Regions from separate parts of the Mus musculus genome. Here region 1 is linked to region 2. A link is a contact called in ENCODE POLR2A ChIA-PET data. All regions are on one chromosome and are shown on one strand. The core of a region is the stretch at or near the end of the contact, and the rest is flanking DNA. Distances in the headings are between cores, read along the strand shown. Region 1 overlaps Celsr2 (cadherin, EGF LAG seven-pass G-type receptor 2). Region 2 holds the start of Psma5 (proteasome subunit alpha 5).

Region 1 (5,733 bases), core at 1,738-4,237, 160 kb before region 2:
GAATCTCTGGGTGGGCGCAGGAAAAGGAATGTGAATACAGCTCCCCAGTTCCAGCCTCCCAGCTACCAGGCCACAGTGCCTGAGAACCAGCCTGCTGGTACCTCTGTTGCATCCTTAAGAGCCATTGATCCAGATGAGGGTGAGGCGGGTCGACTTGAGTACACCATGGATGCCCTCTTTGATAGCCGCTCCAATCATTTCTTCTCCTTGGACCCAATCACCGGTGTTGTCACCACAGCTGAGGAGCTGGATCGGGAGACCAAGAGCACCCACGTCTTCAGGGTCACTGCACAGGATCACGGTATGCCCCGACGGAGTGCCTTGGCCACGCTTACCATCTTGGTGACCGACACCAACGATCACGACCCTGTTTTTGAGCAGCAAGAGTACAAGGAGAGCCTCAGGGAGAACCTGGAGGTTGGCTATGAGGTGCTTACAGTCAGGGCCACCGACGGCGACGCCCCTCCCAATGCCAACATTCTGTACCGCCTGCTGGAGGGGGCCGGAGGCAGCCCCTCAGACGCCTTTGAGATCGATCCTCGCTCGGGGGTGATCCGAACCCGCGGCCCTGTAGACCGGGAGGAAGTGGAATCCTACAAGTTAACAGTGGAGGCGAGTGACCAGGGCCGGGACCCAGGCCCGCGGAGTTCCACAGCCATTGTTTTCCTGTCGGTGGAGGATGATAATGACAACGCCCCCCAGTTTAGCGAGAAGCGTTATGTGGTCCAGGTGCGGGAGGATGTGACCCCAGGAGCCCCAGTTCTCCGAGTCACCGCCTCCGATAGAGACAAGGGCAGCAATGCCCTAGTGCACTACAGCATCATGAGTGGCAATGCTCGGGGCCAGTTCTATCTGGATGCTCAGACTGGAGCCCTGGATGTGGTAAGCCCACTCGACTATGAGACAACCAAAGAGTATACGCTTCGGATCCGGGCTCAGGACGGTGGCCGTCCTCCACTCTCCAATGTCTCTGGCCTAGTAACAGTGCAAGTCCTAGACATCAACGATAACGCCCCCATCTTTGTCAGCACCCCTTTCCAGGCCACCGTCCTAGAGAGTGTCCCTTTAGGCTACCTTGTTCTGCACGTCCAGGCAATTGATGCTGACGCTGGTGATAACGCCCGCCTCGAGTATAGCCTGGCAGGGGTTGGGCACGACTTTCCCTTCACCATTAACAATGGCACAGGCTGGATCTCTGTGGCCGCAGAGTTGGATCGGGAAGAGGTTGATTTCTACAGCTTTGGTGTAGAGGCCCGGGACCATGGCACCCCAGCGCTCACGGCCTCAGCCAGTGTCAGTGTAACCATCCTGGACGTCAATGACAACAACCCAACCTTCACGCAGCCAGAGTACACCGTTCGGCTCAACGAGGACGCCGCCGTGGGCACCAGTGTGGTGACCGTGTCAGCCGTGGATCGAGACGCTCACAGTGTCATTACCTACCAGATCACCAGCGGCAACACCCGCAACCGCTTCTCTATCACCAGCCAAAGTGGTGGTGGACTGGTCTCCCTTGCCTTACCGCTAGACTACAAACTCGAGCGGCAGTATGTGCTGGCAGTGACTGCCTCAGATGGCACAAGGCAGGACACAGCTCAGATAGTAGTGAATGTCACCGATGCCAACACCCACCGTCCCGTCTTCCAGAGCTCCCACTACACAGTCAACGTTAATGAAGACCGGCCAGCAGGCACCACAGTGGTGCTGATCAGCGCCACGGATGAGGACACGGGGGAGAATGCCCGAATCACCTACTTTATGGAGGATAGCATCCCCCAGTTCCGAATCGACGCGGACACTGGGGCTGTCACCACCCAGGCTGAGCTGGACTACGAGGACCAGGTGTCTTATACCCTGGCCATCACTGCTCGGGACAATGGCATTCCCCAGAAGTCTGACACCACCTATTTGGAGATCCTGGTGAATGACGTGAACGACAACGCCCCCCAGTTCCTCAGAGATTCCTACCAGGGCAGCGTCTACGAGGACGTGCCGCCCTTCACCAGCGTCCTGCAGATCTCAGCCACGGATCGAGACTCCGGTCTGAATGGCAGGGTTTTCTACACCTTCCAAGGAGGAGATGATGGGGACGGTGACTTTATTGTAGAGTCGACATCGGGCATTGTGCGCACACTGCGGAGGCTGGATCGTGAGAACGTGGCCCAGTACGTCCTGCGGGCCTATGCGGTGGACAAGGGCATGCCACCAGCCCGCACACCCATGGAAGTGACAGTTACTGTCCTGGATGTGAATGACAACCCCCCTGTCTTTGAACAGGATGAGTTTGACGTATTTGTGGAAGAGAACAGCCCCATCGGGCTGGCCGTGGCCCGGGTCACAGCCACTGACCCAGATGAAGGGACCAACGCACAGATCATGTACCAGATTGTGGAGGGCAATATCCCTGAGGTCTTTCAGTTGGATATATTCTCTGGCGAGCTAACTGCCCTGGTAGATTTGGACTATGAGGACCGGCCTGAATATGTCCTGGTCATCCAGGCTACGTCTGCTCCCTTGGTGAGCAGGGCTACTGTCCATGTCCGCCTCCTTGACCGCAATGATAACCCGCCCGTGCTGGGCAACTTTGAGATTCTCTTTAACAACTATGTCACCAACCGCTCCAGCAGCTTCCCCGGTGGTGCCATAGGCCGTGTGCCTGCCCACGACCCCGATATCTCAGACAGCCTGACGTACAGCTTCGAGCGAGGAAATGAACTCAGCTTGGTCCTGCTCAATGCCTCCACCGGTGAGCTGAGACTGAGCCGGGCACTGGACAACAACCGGCCCCTGGAAGCCATCATGAGTGTGCTGGTGTCAGGTAAGGAAGATGCCCAGTGATGTTGGGGTGGAGATAGTGCTTCAGGGAGGTCTGGGCAGCCACCGGAGGTGGGGTGCCATCCAGGAGGAGCTGGTGACCCAACTCTCTACCCTGTGGACAGCTCAGAGGCTGAGAGATCGGGAACCTGGCCTGGGAAAAAAGCCCAGGACTCCTGGCAGCTGGCGCAGGCCCTGCCTGCTGCCCCAGGCTGGGCTGGGCTGCTTTGGTTGGCTGCCCCCCTGCCTACCAGACTGTGACGTGGTGGGGGGAAGTGTTGTGAGCCTGCCCTGACTATGGCTGCCAAGAATTGTGAAAAAAAGGGCGCGTGGAAGCCTGGAAGGCCCAAGAGCTGGGGGAGGGGGAGGGAAGACCTTGGCGAGGAAGGGGCGAGGCAAGTTGGCTCCTCAGTACCCTGGCACCCTCATTAGGATGGTCCTGTGATCTCACAAGGCCTTTGGCAGGTCAGAGGGCTTTAGGGACTCAGGATTCCACCAAGGGGGTCAGGACCCTGCTGCCCTTTTCTCTCCCCCTCTGGCTCTCAGTAGAGCTGCAGCAGAGACTGGCTTAGACTTTGTCTGAGGCATTGCTTTTCCCTCCAGGCAGAAGGAGCCTTGGCTCCCCCTCCTGAGCTCCAGGCAGGAAGTAAAGCCAGAGCTCATTGTCTCTGTCCAAACAGACCTCACTGTCCTGAGTTCTTGGTTGGGGTCTGGCTTCCGGGGAGGGCAGCAATGAAGTCAGGGCAGATGGACCTTTTGGGCCCCTAGACTCCCTGTGGCTTTTTCTTGGGGTGCTAGGCCTTCCCTGCTGACCATGGTGGCCCGGTCTCAGGAAAACAGACCTGGGGATCAGAGTGCACGGGGACTGCTGAGCTTTGAGGGCAGAGACTCCAGGGCCCTGACTTGGTGGGGGAGAGAACAGATTTCTAGGGGCGTGGGAGCCTGGCCAGAACCCAGCCTGGGCATTCCTGCTGCTTGGTCAAGCGCTCAGCCTGCAGACTCCCCAGACAGCAGGACTTGGGGAAGGCAAGCAGGACTGGGTGACAGTATATTCTGTCCTTTCTGTCAGCTCTGGGGATGAGAAGCAAGGTGGGAGCAAGGCAGACTGGGTAGCCAAGTCACTTGGAGTGAAGGGGGGGGGGACTGTTAACAATTTTTCCAGGGGCGAGGCCTGGCAGCCCCCTCCAGGCCCCCTTTGCACATCAGGGAAGGGAAGATGGCCTTACCTCCCTTCCTGCTCACACTTCTTACTGGACAGACACTTCCTGGTCCCACCCCTCAGGTCCCACCCTGCAAGGACCAGGGAGAAGGAGCTCTCCAAGCTATGGGTCAGGCTGTAAAGCACCTGAAGCGTCCAGTCCCCCTCCAGGGGAAAGAAGCCAGGAGTACCCTCACCTGAGCCTGGCGCTAGAGGCAGAAGAAAGGCCTCTCCCTCCTGCCCTCCATCCACAGCCTTCGGTAGTGAATCTGGCTAGATACCTAGGGACCGACCGTGTGGAGGACAGCTCTGCTTAGCCTCTACTGCCTCACCAGGGCACACAGCCCCAAACACAACGCTCTAGGCTAGAGGGCAGGCTGGGGCTGCAGCTAGGACACACTGTGGCTGCCTTTCTGCCCTTGTCCCCCTCCCCCATCAGCCCTGACCCTTAGAGTCAGTCACCAAGGCAACCCCAAAGTTCAGGAGGCTGGGTGAGGGGGACTGTCGCCCACTGTCCCTTTGTCTTCCTTCTCTGGTTCTTTGTCTCCTCCTTCCCTCCCAACCCTGCCCATGGGGACCCTCCTGCACTGCCTGTCTGTCACCTTCTCCCCGGCTTCTGTCTCTCTCCTTCTCCCACGTTTCCTCCACTGCTGGCTCTTTTCCTGGGTCTTTGTCTTCCCCTGTTGGTCTCTGTGTTTAGATCCTGTCTTCCCTTCTTCCCTCTGGCTGCAGCTGCCCCAGCCTGGGCTGGACGGGTCCTGCAGCCCAAATGGCCCCGGCTGCTGCCTTCTTCAGACACACAGGAGAACCTGCCCAAGGCCTGCTCACCTCCCAGACAGCAGAGCCTCTGCCAGAAGAGGGAAGGCTGGGAGGCTGGCTCTGGCATCTTCTCGGGTGCAGCTGGCTGAGGCCTAGACTCAGGTGGTATTTCCTGGGTCAGAGCCTACCCCAGCTCTCTCTTCTGTCTAAAACAAATCAGGCAATGTACCGGCCACTCCTATTCCCAACCTGCCTTTGCACCTTAGGAGTGACCCGAGCAAGGCACGGGAGAAGGACAAAGAGGAAGGAGAGAGAGCAATGGGTTGGTTGCTGGGATGGGGACATTAGCAGAGGGGCAGGTGGCCACAGATGGTGGGCCAGATGGGAAGCAAGAGACATGCTGAGTAAGGGGCACAGACGGGCCTGGGTTGGTGGACAACATCATGCAGGAGTGTTGCTTCCCAGAACCAGGGGATGGCAGAGATTCTCTTGCTTGTTGGTCCAGGAGCACTGTTTGTAGAGCCCTGTGTTGTTGCTTTCTGTCTGGAGGGAACATCCTATCCAGAAAACACTGGGCTGTGACATCAGCTCCTGAACCCTGCTTCTAAAAGGTAGCAGAGCAGTGAGATGGTGACCCATGGGCAGGCTAGAGGGCTTGGAGGACCATGACTCTGGGCAAAGCAGGAGGAACAAAAGTGACCACAGCAGTGAGGGCCGCAGGGCAGGTCGGCAGTGGGCCCAGGGCATCGCTGAGATGGGTGCCTGCCTTCAGTATGCCCAAGGTAGCAGCCACTCGAAGTGTGACATGTAGGGTCCCATATCTCCATATCTCTTTTCTGCCTCAGTGACACTGGCTCCCATCCTATCCCACTTGGATGTCATATTTTGCATCTGATTGGAGAGTTTGCTCTGTGTGTGTGTGTGTGTGTGTGTGTGTGTGTGTGTGTGTGTGTGTTTTCCTT
Region 2 (5,622 bases), core at 1,352-3,851:
CTCCTATCAGCGCCTCCTCCATGGTAACATCACTTCCATCCCTATGTCCTTGTTACCCTTTACCTAACTATTGTAAAAGCCTCCTGACTGGTGCCAACTCGTTCTTCCAATCAATTAATCTTTATAAAAACAACTGTGATGAGGCAACTCTTTAAAGAAAATATGAGAGACTGACACAGCTCATGAGTGTAACTCCAGAACTCACAACACTCAGGCAGAAAAGATCGTCCCAAACTCCAGGCCTCGTGGCTCTAGGTCACCCTGGGCTATAGATGAAACCTTGTCTTTTAAAACAAAAACCAAAAAAGACCCCCCCCCCCAAAAAAGAGAGAGAGAGAGAGAGAGAGCTGGGTCAGCAGTTAGGAGCACTAGGGGCTCTTCCAGAGGAAGCTGCTGCTCTGACTCCCAGCACTGACATCTTGGCTAAAACCCACCCGTCACTCCAGCTCTAGGCGATCCAACACCCTCTGGCCTCAAAGGACACCAGGCATGTATATGGTACATGGACACCCCCAACTGATAGCACACAGTGCCTACAGAGTGAGGTCCAAATTCTAAGTCTATTGAACCATCAGTATCTGGCACCATCCTGTTTTTTCCATAGCACCTACTTGTCCCATAACATGCATCATACATATGTGGTAACCAGCCTGGACTTTTCCAAATGTGTTATGCCTTTTCCTCACTGGTCCCCCTTGTTCATCCTTTATTATCTGTTCGTTCTCATGGTCTTGGTTTACTAGAAATCCTACTTTCCCTGGACCTATCTGAATTATCAGCTTCTTTGTGAAGCTTTCCCCAACCTCCAACAATGAATGCAGCCTCTCATCAGAACGTCCAGTGCTGCCTTAGATTCCTCTAGTAACATCAATACATTTCTGTCTCACATTACAGTTACTGTTGCAAACAGGAGGGTAGAGATCTTGATTCTGCTCACTGCTGTAAAACCAGCTCCCTAAACAGTGCTTCTTGAACACAGCCAACGCTCAAGAACATTAGCTAAATAGAGGCCTGGGCTTTATTTAGTCTTAGCAAATACAAAAGAAAAAAATCCACAAAGCAACTAGTTCATATAAATAAATGGGCAAAGCTCAGTAAAGCCTTTCAGATGAGGATCACAATTTTCTTAACATTTTATCACCTAAAGATGACTCTCTTCAATACTCTGGAAGCCAAGTGTTAACGACCATTTTACTTGACAACAGGAAATAGTTTTAAAACTTCACCGATATTTTCTGAGTCAGCAAAAGGATGGAGATTAATATGTATGTATATATGTGTATATATAAGTATGTATTGAGCCTGTCAAAATTGTGGCACCTGGAATGACATATATATATTTTGACAGGCTCAATACATACTTGCCAAGAAAAGTAATTTCTCAGTGGTAACCTGGAACTAAGAAAATGTCTGCTTTCCCTAACTTTTAAAGGAACCCAGTGGTTTGCAAAACTGCTCAAAACAGAAACTGAAAGTTACAGTATCTACAGCATTTATGACAGTATTAGTTAGCATTTTCGAGACTTGAAAGTTTTTAGGTTGTCTGCTCTTTTAATAAACACAACCACACAGCTTTGACTTTACAAAACATTTAGCTTTCAACACAACACTAAAATTAACTTGCTTTCAAACCTCCTCTCACATACACACACTTTGGTCAAATGGAATCAGTGTATTAAAACTCTTCTGAGAACCACTGTACATTCAAGTTCCCACAAAACCAGATTGTAGGCAATATATTTATCCGAGCATAGCTGAAAACTGCCTTCGCTCTTCAAAAAAGATTAAAATGTACAGCACAGGACGGATTCCTACAAACTCATCCAATAGTCTCTGGTAGCTTCTATTCAAGGAAACTCCTTTCACTTTTCTTTTTCCTAAGCAGTCAGACTTAGGTTGAAAAGACGGACGCAAGGCTGGTGTCCCCCTAATCTACTCCAGGTTAAAGGTCCCGATCCCTCTCCGCCGCCTGCCCCAAGCAGCCCCAGCCTCTCGCTTCCGCGGGGAGTCAGGATTAGCGGTGACTCAGCGGGACAAGTGCAACGGGTCCGCTGCAGTGTAGCTTGGGGAATCTCGCCGGGCGCCTCGGGAACCAGATTCCCCGGGTCCCGCCAGACTTAGGTTCTCCGGGCGCCCCATGACACTGCAGAACCCAGGCCGCGGCGCGGGCCCCAGGCCCGCCCACCCAAATTTCGACCCTGCTGCTTCCCGCCGTACGAACCTGTCGTACTCGGACCGAGTGAGGAACATGGCGAGGACAGAAGGAGGCGGCAGTGGCTACGCGGGGTTCCCAAAGGCCACACGATTGAAAGCAGCACCCTAATCAACCACACCGCCACAGCACCAAGGACCCTGCAGCCGTCTGCGCGTGCGCACGCGACCTTTTTAGCCCGCCCTCCCGTGCTTCCCTTTTATTGGCTGATTGATATTCTCGCCGCGATGATTGGACTTGACAAGCTTCTTCACCGGACCTGGGTTAACAGGGAGGCGGAACTAGAGAGCACTTCCGCTTTCCGTCACCCTTGGTTGCTACGGGCGCTGGGACTCGAGGCAACCGGTGAGAGTGAACCTCGTCGTCGAGGAGTGAGCACGCCGCGCTTTGGATGGCTGCAAGACTTGGCCTGATGACTGGGTTGTCGGAATCGTGACGTAAGTCTCGCCAGCTCGCGTAAATGCAGCCGGGGGACACCGGTCTCTTACTTCGCGCTCGCCTGCCCAGCTCTTCGCTGTCTTCCCGGCTCGGTGGCAGCCGGAACTAGGTTTGCTGAGGACTTTTTGACTTGGGTAGAGAAATGTGTGCGCCTCTACCAGCGTGCCCGGCAGTTCTGCCAGCCGGGCTTGTTGAAAAAAAAAGTTTTAAAAGTTGATAGGTTCTAATCAGCAAGAACGTTTTTCAATTTCTTGCATAGGTACGATTATTTTATCAAGTCTTTCCTGGATTCGTACACATCACCACCACCACCCTAACTATCCAAGTTTCAGACCCAGACCTGGAGTTCAGTATCGGAGCTTCAGATTAGTCACTGCTTTTAAGGACCTTAATTTGTGTATGTGCTTCTTGTTTTCTCTTCCTAAGGGTAGAAGAGCAACTTGAGCTTTTTTTTTTTTTAAGAAACATTGTAAATGAATCATTTATCAAAGAAAGTTAGGTGGTTAAGAAGTCCTGACTCGGGCTGGAGAGATGGCTCAGGGGTTAAGAGCACTGGCTGTTCTTCAGAAGGTCCTGAGTTCAAATCCCAGCAACCACATGGTGGCTCACAACCATCCTGAATGAGATCTGACTTCCTCTTCTGGTGTGTCTGAAGACAGCTACGATGTACTTACATAAAATAAATAAATAAATCTTTAAAAACAAACAAAAAAAACAAAAAAAAAAAGAAGAAGTCCTGACTCTCTAGGAATGTAACTCGGTGACAGAGTACTTTCATAGCATGCATGAACCTCTGCCCAGGCTTGGCGGGGGTGGGGTGTGAGGTGGTCAGAGTACAAAGTTTCAGGTAAGATTAATACCTAATGGAGATATATGATACACCAGGATGACTAGAGTTAATATCTTACACTTGAAATTTTTCTAAGAAGGTAGATTTTAATCACTACCAAAAAAGGCAAATGTTAGTGAAAGTTAACTTAATCGTGATATATACCTATATCAAAACATAATTCTGGTGGCTGGAGAGATAGCTTAGCACCTGATTCCCTTCTAGATGCCCACATTTGGTTCTCAGCGTCCTAGTCAGGCTGCACATAACTACCCTTTATTCTAGCTCTAGGGGATCCACTGCCTTTTTCTGCTCTCTGCTGGCCCCTATATATGTGTCACACATAACACACACACACAAACACACACACACACACACACACACATTGAAAAGTCTTTTTAAAAATACCATTCTGGGTTGGGTGTGATAGTTCCTTTAATCCCAGCACTCAGGAGGCAGGGAATCTCTAAGTTCAAGACCAGCCTGGTATACCAAGTGAGTTCCAGGCTAGCCAGGGCTATGTAGAGAGACCCTGTCTCAAAAGTAATATTTTTAAACATCATTTTTTATAATGTAAATGTAAGCAACTACTGTTTGTCAATTATACCTTCATGAAGGAGAAGGAATAGGAGGGAGGGAGAGGCCGTGTAATGAGCCATATTTGTCTGAAAGGGAAAGCTAGTTCTCTGTTTTGCTTTTAGTGAAAGTACTTACTTTTAGCCTACTCCGCCTTGAAACCATGTAGCTTAGGTTGTCCTAGAACTCCAGGCCATTTTCCTGTCTCAGCCTCCCAAATTCTGGGGTTATAGGTAGGCAACACCAAATGTAACTCTAGCTGATTGTGGGTTAAAAAAAAAAAAAGGAAAGCTTATTTTCTTTCAACCTCTGAGTTCAGTGAGAGACTGTATATCAAAAAAATAAAGTGGGAGGTAATCGAGGAGGACAGGGATGTCACAGAAGCTGTATGTGCTCTCACACACATAGTCACATCGTTTTTCTACTGTAGCACATCACAGAATGTCTTGCCTATAATTCAATAAATGACTCCCTCGTGGACAGTTGAGCCAGATGTCCTTCCCAGGAAAGTAATGAAGGAGCCAGAAGAAGGTAGATGGAATGGGAAAGGTTCTCATTGATGAGTAACAGAAAAGCCGAGGGTCAAGTCTGGATCCTGGGTCCTGAACCATGGGTCTCCAGGTCTGAATGTTGTATGGAGTGATGGTATATATGTGAATCCAAGGAAGGCCTGGCAAAATAACTTTTACGATGTAGAAGTTTGGTTTGTATCCTTACTTTCTTATTGGCTAAAACCTACAGTCACGGAGACCAGGAATATGATGGTCTGGTGGTAAAAGGCACCTACCACCGTCCTGACAATCTGAGTTCCATCCCCAGGACCTACATGGTTAAAGGAGAGAACCAACTCTTGCAGATTTTCCTCTGACCTCTACACACACTTCCTTGTCTACTTGACACAGCCTATAGTCTCCAGGGAAGACGACCCTCCGCTGAAGAATTGTCTAAATCAAACTGGCCCATAGCTATGTCTGTAGAACACTATGTAATAGAGCTGGCCAAGCTTGAGCTTGAGAGTGAGCGAGCCAGCAAGCTGCATTCTTCATATGATTCTGCTTCTACTTGCTTAAGTTTCTGTCCTGACTTCTCTCAGTGATCGATTATTACCTGGAAGTATAAACCAAATAAACCCTTTCTTCCCCAAGTTGCCTTTTTAATGATGGTTCTTAAACGCTATAACCTCCCTTTTAGCCCACCACCCACAGAGGTAGTGTGAAAGAAAGGATATGGGGGAAGTGGATCTGTTTAGAAAGGTCCTGTGGAGCGATTCCCATCTGTGTTGTCTGGAAATCAGCAGTTCAGTTCACAGATTAGCAGCGGCAGCTCAATACACTTGAAAACACTTGAGGGATACACCAGCAGTCCAGTTCAGTAGAGTCAGGATAGCAAACACAAATCAGTAGCGGTGGCACTACTTATTAGGAACAGCGAAACCTCAGCACAAGGCAGCAGGAAGGACCCTGAGGGACACCAGGAGAAGTTCAGCCTCCTTCACTGTCCATCAAGTCCTATTTATATCCCTCTAAACATCAGGTGTCCTCCTTGGTCTTGCCTCAGCACTTGCATC

What was found. ChIA-PET counts read pairs that join two places held with the same protein, here RNA polymerase II (POLR2A).
Region 1: POLR2A ChIA-PET joins it to region 2 with 14 read pairs in Patski. The contact joins the enhancer-like site here to the promoter of Psma5 in region 2. POLR2A ChIA-PET finds 5 or more read pairs at or near these places in 2 of 5 experiments (Patski and embryonic stem cell).

Annotation. Positions count from the first base shown.
Region 1 is chr3:108,409,270-108,415,002 of GRCm38, reverse strand. It overlaps Celsr2 (cadherin, EGF LAG seven-pass G-type receptor 2), which reads left to right. Exons shown (of 34, transcript NM_017392.4): 1 at 1-2,818. Among named protein-coding and RNA genes, the nearest start is that of Celsr2, 3.4 kb to the left of the region's middle. Within about 2 kb of position 2,987, at least 1 of the 3 ENCODE cell types and tissues checked has a DNase peak (open chromatin) inside an H3K27ac peak, as active enhancers do.
Region 2 is chr3:108,253,905-108,259,526 of GRCm38, reverse strand. It overlaps Psma5 (proteasome subunit alpha 5), which reads right to left and starts at 2,601. Exons shown (of 9, transcript NM_011967.3): 1 at 2,222-2,601. The coding sequence starts at 2,250.